2 separate regions of the Mus musculus genome follow, and region 1 is linked to region 2. The links are chromatin loops, found by intact Hi-C in ENCODE. Cell type or tissue: gastrocnemius. All regions are shown on one strand.

Evidence for each region. A loop is a pair of places that touch in the nucleus more often than their neighbours do. Peaks named below come from ENCODE experiments on the same cell type or tissue, not always from the same donor. Only the 100,000 strongest peaks of a DNase experiment are listed, where the experiment ranks them.
Region 1: a loop joins it to region 2, with 2.4 times the contacts of the local background. A loop is called at or near these places in 12 of 42 quality-filtered maps.

Annotation. Positions count from the first base shown.
Region 1 is chr1:105,659,255-105,661,754 of GRCm38, forward strand. It overlaps Pign (phosphatidylinositol glycan anchor biosynthesis, class N), which reads right to left. Exons shown (of 31, transcript NM_013784.3): 2 at 39-112. Among named protein-coding and RNA genes, the nearest start is that of Pign, 3.2 kb to the right of the region's middle. In gastrocnemius, a CTCF peak has its summit at 972; a DNase peak (open chromatin) is centred at 966.
Region 2 is chr1:105,988,915-105,991,414 of GRCm38, forward strand. It overlaps Zcchc2 (zinc finger, CCHC domain containing 2), which reads left to right and starts at 1,492. Exons shown (of 14, transcript NM_001122676.1): 1 at 1,492-2,500. The coding sequence starts at 1,876. It overlaps Gm7160 (predicted gene 7160), which reads right to left and starts at 1,368. Exons shown (of 3, transcript NR_151625.1): 1 at 1,258-1,368; 2 at 105-189. In gastrocnemius, no CTCF peak of the experiment used is centred here; DNase peaks (open chromatin) are centred at 1,512 and 2,321; H3K4me3 peaks cover 2,500 bases; H3K27ac peaks cover 2,500 bases.

The sequences.
Region 1 (2,500 bases), 330 kb before region 2:
AATGGAGATAAAGAAAAAATTAGCCAGGATTCTATTACCTTCTAAGTCAGCAGTTCTCAACTTGTGGGTCATGATTTCTTTGTGGGGTAAGACGACCTTTTTACAGGAGTCACTGAAAATAATTGGAAAACAGGTATTTACATTATGATTCATAACAGTAGCAAAATTAGTTATTATTAAGTAGCAACAAAAATAATTTTATGGTTGGGGTCACTACAACATATTAAAGGGTCACAGCATTGGGAAGGTTGGGAACCACTGTCGTAAGCAAATATTTGTCAATAGTTTCTTTAAAAATTTTATCTTATCTCTATTTTTATGGAGGCAAACACATTTGTATACTTTTTAAAAAATAGATATTAACATTTAAAAATGTTTTATTACATTTTGTGTTTGTTCGTGCATGTATGCATGCTTGTGTGTATATATGTGCAACTATGTGTGCTTTTGTGTGTGCAACATATGCATGTCATTGCACAAATGTGGAGATCAGAAGGCAATGCTGGGACCAAACACTGGTCTTCAGGTTTAGCAGCAATGCCTTTACCTACGGAGTCATCTTGTGGGCCCCAGCATTCGCTTTTCCTTGAACATACATTATTATTCTCTTAAAAACAAACTCCTCCCATATATCATGTCCCATTACCACATTTTTCCCTAAAATGAATCTTGACTAACAAATCCTAAACTGGAAAACACTGATGTAGTTTTTGTCTTCAATTTTTGACTACTAATAGCATCTATGTGATTAAATACAATAATATCTGTGGAGCTTTGGATTTAGCTCAGTGGTAGATTTATGGGTTTATTCATAACTGACTTTGATGATTTAATGTCTGCCTTTGTCATTTCACTATAATTCAAAGACAGCAGAAAAGGTCATCATCCGCATCCATCACATTACTATGCAATGATCATGTTTGCTCAAATCTAGGATTACATTTCAATGGCAATATGTGAAATAGTCACTAGAGGTCGCCTTGCTTCTCTCTTTGGGTTTCCTGGATAAGGTGTGTTAAGCTTCAAAGATACTTTCAAAATAAACCCCCAAACGCCAATGTTTTATGATTAAGTAATTTATTATATATGAAGGAAGTTACAGTAATTTGAAGTATGACTATTCACATACACTATCACATTTTCTCCAGCAATATAACTTTTTTTCATAAATGTAATCACTTCTTATTCACAATTATTAAAAAAGAAAACTTCACTAACATAGTTGTTTGGAAACTTCCAAAAACTTCCAAAAAAGTGCATAACTATTAAAACTTAAAACACACCTATGCATTTGCCTATACAAATATAGTTTATATCCGTGAGATATACACCACAATAAATTAAAAACTAACAAAGTATTAGAAAATATCAAACACTAAATCAAACAAACTTTGCATTTATATTATTTGTGGTTATTTAGGACTATGGAATTCTAAAATAATTTTAATATATAAATGATTTAAGTATTTAGGAGAAAAACCCTATCTTTTCTATTTTTATTGTTAAGAGACAAACTTCAATGACTATCCTTACTTATTCAGGTAAGATGTCAGCCCTAAAGACTTTGACCTAGGTCAGTCTTCCAAAGAAGAAAGACATTTTCCAACAACTATTAATAAATTATAAGTAGAGGGCAGAATTTCTTAATATCCCAGTGTGTGCATTAAAACTATTCAAGCATGATACTGAGAGGCAAAGTACCCTATGGGAAGATGGTTCAGCTGATTTGTTGAGAACTTGCAGTTAGACAAACAAGCCCTTAGTTATAGGATAGGAACTAGAAGCACTCCAGATGGTAGGTCAGCCACTAAACTCTACTTTCAACTTAAGACTCAAAGGCAAACCTTTTAAACCTATTTTTAATTTGTGCTTTCAAATTCAGTCCCTAAATTCATGCTGCTGCCTCTTTTTGCCCTACTGACATAACTTTCACAGGCTCTGCTAGTCATTGATACCCGTGTTTCAAAAACCTGCCAAATGTCCTCAGTATCCAGTATTTCATTGATTAACTGACTGTACTGGCTGGTTTTGTATGTCAACTTGACATAGGCTGCAGTTATCACAGAGAAAAGAGCTTCAGTTGAGGAAATGCCTCCATAAGATCCAGCTGTGGGGCATTTTCTCAATTAATGATCAAGGGGGAAGGCCCCTTGTGGGTGGGACGATCTCTGGGCTGTTTGTCTTGGGTTCTATAAGAGAGCAGGCTGAGCAAGCCAGGGGAAGCAAGCCAGTAAAGAACATCCCTCCATGGTCTCTGCATCAGCTCCTGCTTTCTGACCTGCTTGAGTTCCAGTCCTGACTTCCTTTGGTGATAAACAGCAATGTGGAAGTGTAAGGCGAATAAACCCTCTCCTCCCTAACTTGCTTCTTGGTCATGATGTTTGTGCAGGAATAGAAACCCTAACTAAGACACTGACCACACTAACATTTGCTGCCAACCAGCTACCAGGCACTGTGGCAAGAACATTCACAATTCTATGTACTTTCATTATCTCTCTGG
Region 2 (2,500 bases):
AGGAACAGTAGACTCGAGGATAGTAGCTGAGGCTTACTTCGTTTAAGCTATACCCAAGAAGCACACGAAAGAGAAAACTACATGTCAGAATAGCTTTCACTTACTTTTATCAATATAAAATGTGCTGAGTAATTCTCCATCTCTCGGTTTTATCACGGAAGCTGATTTAGGGTTCAATTCAGTCTTATCCTAAATGATAAAGCCGCAGAGTTTGTGAGATAAAGGCGATTCTATACACTCTGTAGATGTCCCAACACTCTCAACGAGGGTTAGTGTGGCTTTTAATTTTCTCACGCTCCTACTTTGGTTATGTGGTATAAGTTCTTTATTTAAAACTGTCGGAAATTTTAAAAAGCAAACACACAAAGAAACTACTATTATGGACCCTCAAATAATAATAATAATAATAATAATAATAATAATAATAATAATCCTGTTTCCCCCGCCCCTGGGCACAAGATTTATATTTATTTACAATCATGGACTGACAAACAGCATGCCAAGAACTCTTGACCGGCAGTCAGGCTCCAGCACAAATGAGACAGGATGGTCCTGATGGCTCTGAGAGCAATCATGGCCCCTTGGGTTGGTTTGGTTTTTAAATTGATTTTTATGGTTGGGCTATACATATCACTGAAAGAGTCATAGGGAGGGCGGTGTCTACAAAACTTAAAAATGTAATATCGCTTAAAAACTTAAAACCCTGACAAGACAGTAACTTATTAAATTGTTTAAAAGAGTTACAGGAAATTCACACCAGCTCAAGAATTCCAAATGTTCACGGATAGGAACTAAAACGTAGGCAATAAGTGATTGCGCAAACCATAGATTTGGGGCAGGAGGGCGTCCTTAAACTTAACCTTGCAAGCCAGATGCAACCATTAGGCCAAGCACCCCCAGCAACAGGGTCCCCTCAGCCGGATACCCGGCCCAAAGCAGCACCTTGCAGCCAGCCTGAGCAAGGGCGCTCGCCGCCCAAAACCACTCTACATCCCGACCTAACTCCTGGATCTTCGTCCCAGCGTTCACACCAACGGTCCAGGTGAAGTTTTAGAATATGGTAATCTCCCGTGGCTGACTTTGGCGGAGTTCACGAGGCGGCAGGGGCTGGGAACCCACTTGGCGTGATCCAGGGCGGTGGCTGACGCGAAGATGGTCTGCAGCCACGGCACGGTCAGATCTCTCAAGAAAAACTAAGTCGATGTCCCTCCTCCCACGCGAACCTCGCCCACTTCTGCCGCTCCGGGCCAAGCTCACCTCGCCGTGGTCCGAAAGTCCCAAACCCACGTCCTCAGTCTGCTGGAACCCATCAAGCATTAGGACCGCGCGGGATGTGCCAGAGCCTTGCAGCATAGCAGGAGGTGGGCGTGGCTTCTCAGAGAGGGCGGCTCCCGGCGGGGAGGGGGGGGCAAACGAGAAGCTCGCGTCACGCCAGATCTAAACGTTGATTGGCTGGAGTGCGGTGCGCGGAGCCCGCCAGCGTCTCCGCCCAGCCCCGCTGCTCCTCCTCCTCCTCGCCAAGCCGCTCTGCCAGCGCCGGCTCGAGAGGGAACGGCTCAGGCCGTCACCGCCAGCCCCGTGCGGACGCGGAAAGGCGGAAGGAGGACGCGCTCGTCGACTTGCTCCTCCCGCACCGGACTCCCCAGCGGGCACAGAGCCCAGGGGAGGAGCCGTCGCGGTCACGCCCCGCCTCCCGCCGGGACGAAGCTGCCGGCCGGCCACCGCCCCCCGTCCCCGGTCGGCGAGACCCGCCCCCGGCCCGCCCCGGCGGCATGGAGGGGCAACGTTCTTGACGGCCGTGCCGCCGCCCGGGCGCTCGGCTCCTCCCGCCGCCCCCGCTCCCTCGCTCGCATGTCCGCACCGCCTTAGCTGAGGATGCTGAGGATGAAGCTGCCACCGAAGTCGACGCACCCCAGCGAGCCGCCGCCCGACGCGGAGGAGCCCGAGGCGGACGCGCGGCCGGGCGCAAAGGCTCCGCTGCGCCGCCGCCGCGACTGCCGCCCGCCGCCGCCGCCCACGGGCCTGCCGCGGGGACCCCCGCCGCCGCCGTCGCCGCCCCGGGGGCTCGAGCCGCCTGTTGCTAGCGGGCCGACGGCGGGCGCGGGCATGCCGGGCGGCGGCGGGCACGCGGCGGCGCTGCGCGAACAGGAGCGGGTGTATGAGTGGTTCGGGCTGGTGCTGGGCTCGGCGCAGCGCCTTGAGTTCATGTGCGGGCTGCTGGACCTGTGCAACCCGCTGGAGCTGCGCTTTCTCGGCTCGTGCCTGGAGGACTTGGCGCGCAAGGACTACCACTACCTGCGCGACTCGGAGGCGAAGGCCAACGGCCTCTCGGACCCAGGGTCGCTGGCCGATTTCCGAGAGCCCGCCGTGCGCTCGCGCCTCATCGTATACCTAGCGCTGCTGGGCTCGGAGAACAGAGAGGCCGCTGGCCGCCTGCACCGCCTCCTGCCCCAGGTGGACGCGGTGCTCAGAAGCCTGCGCGCGACTCGAGCCGAGGGCT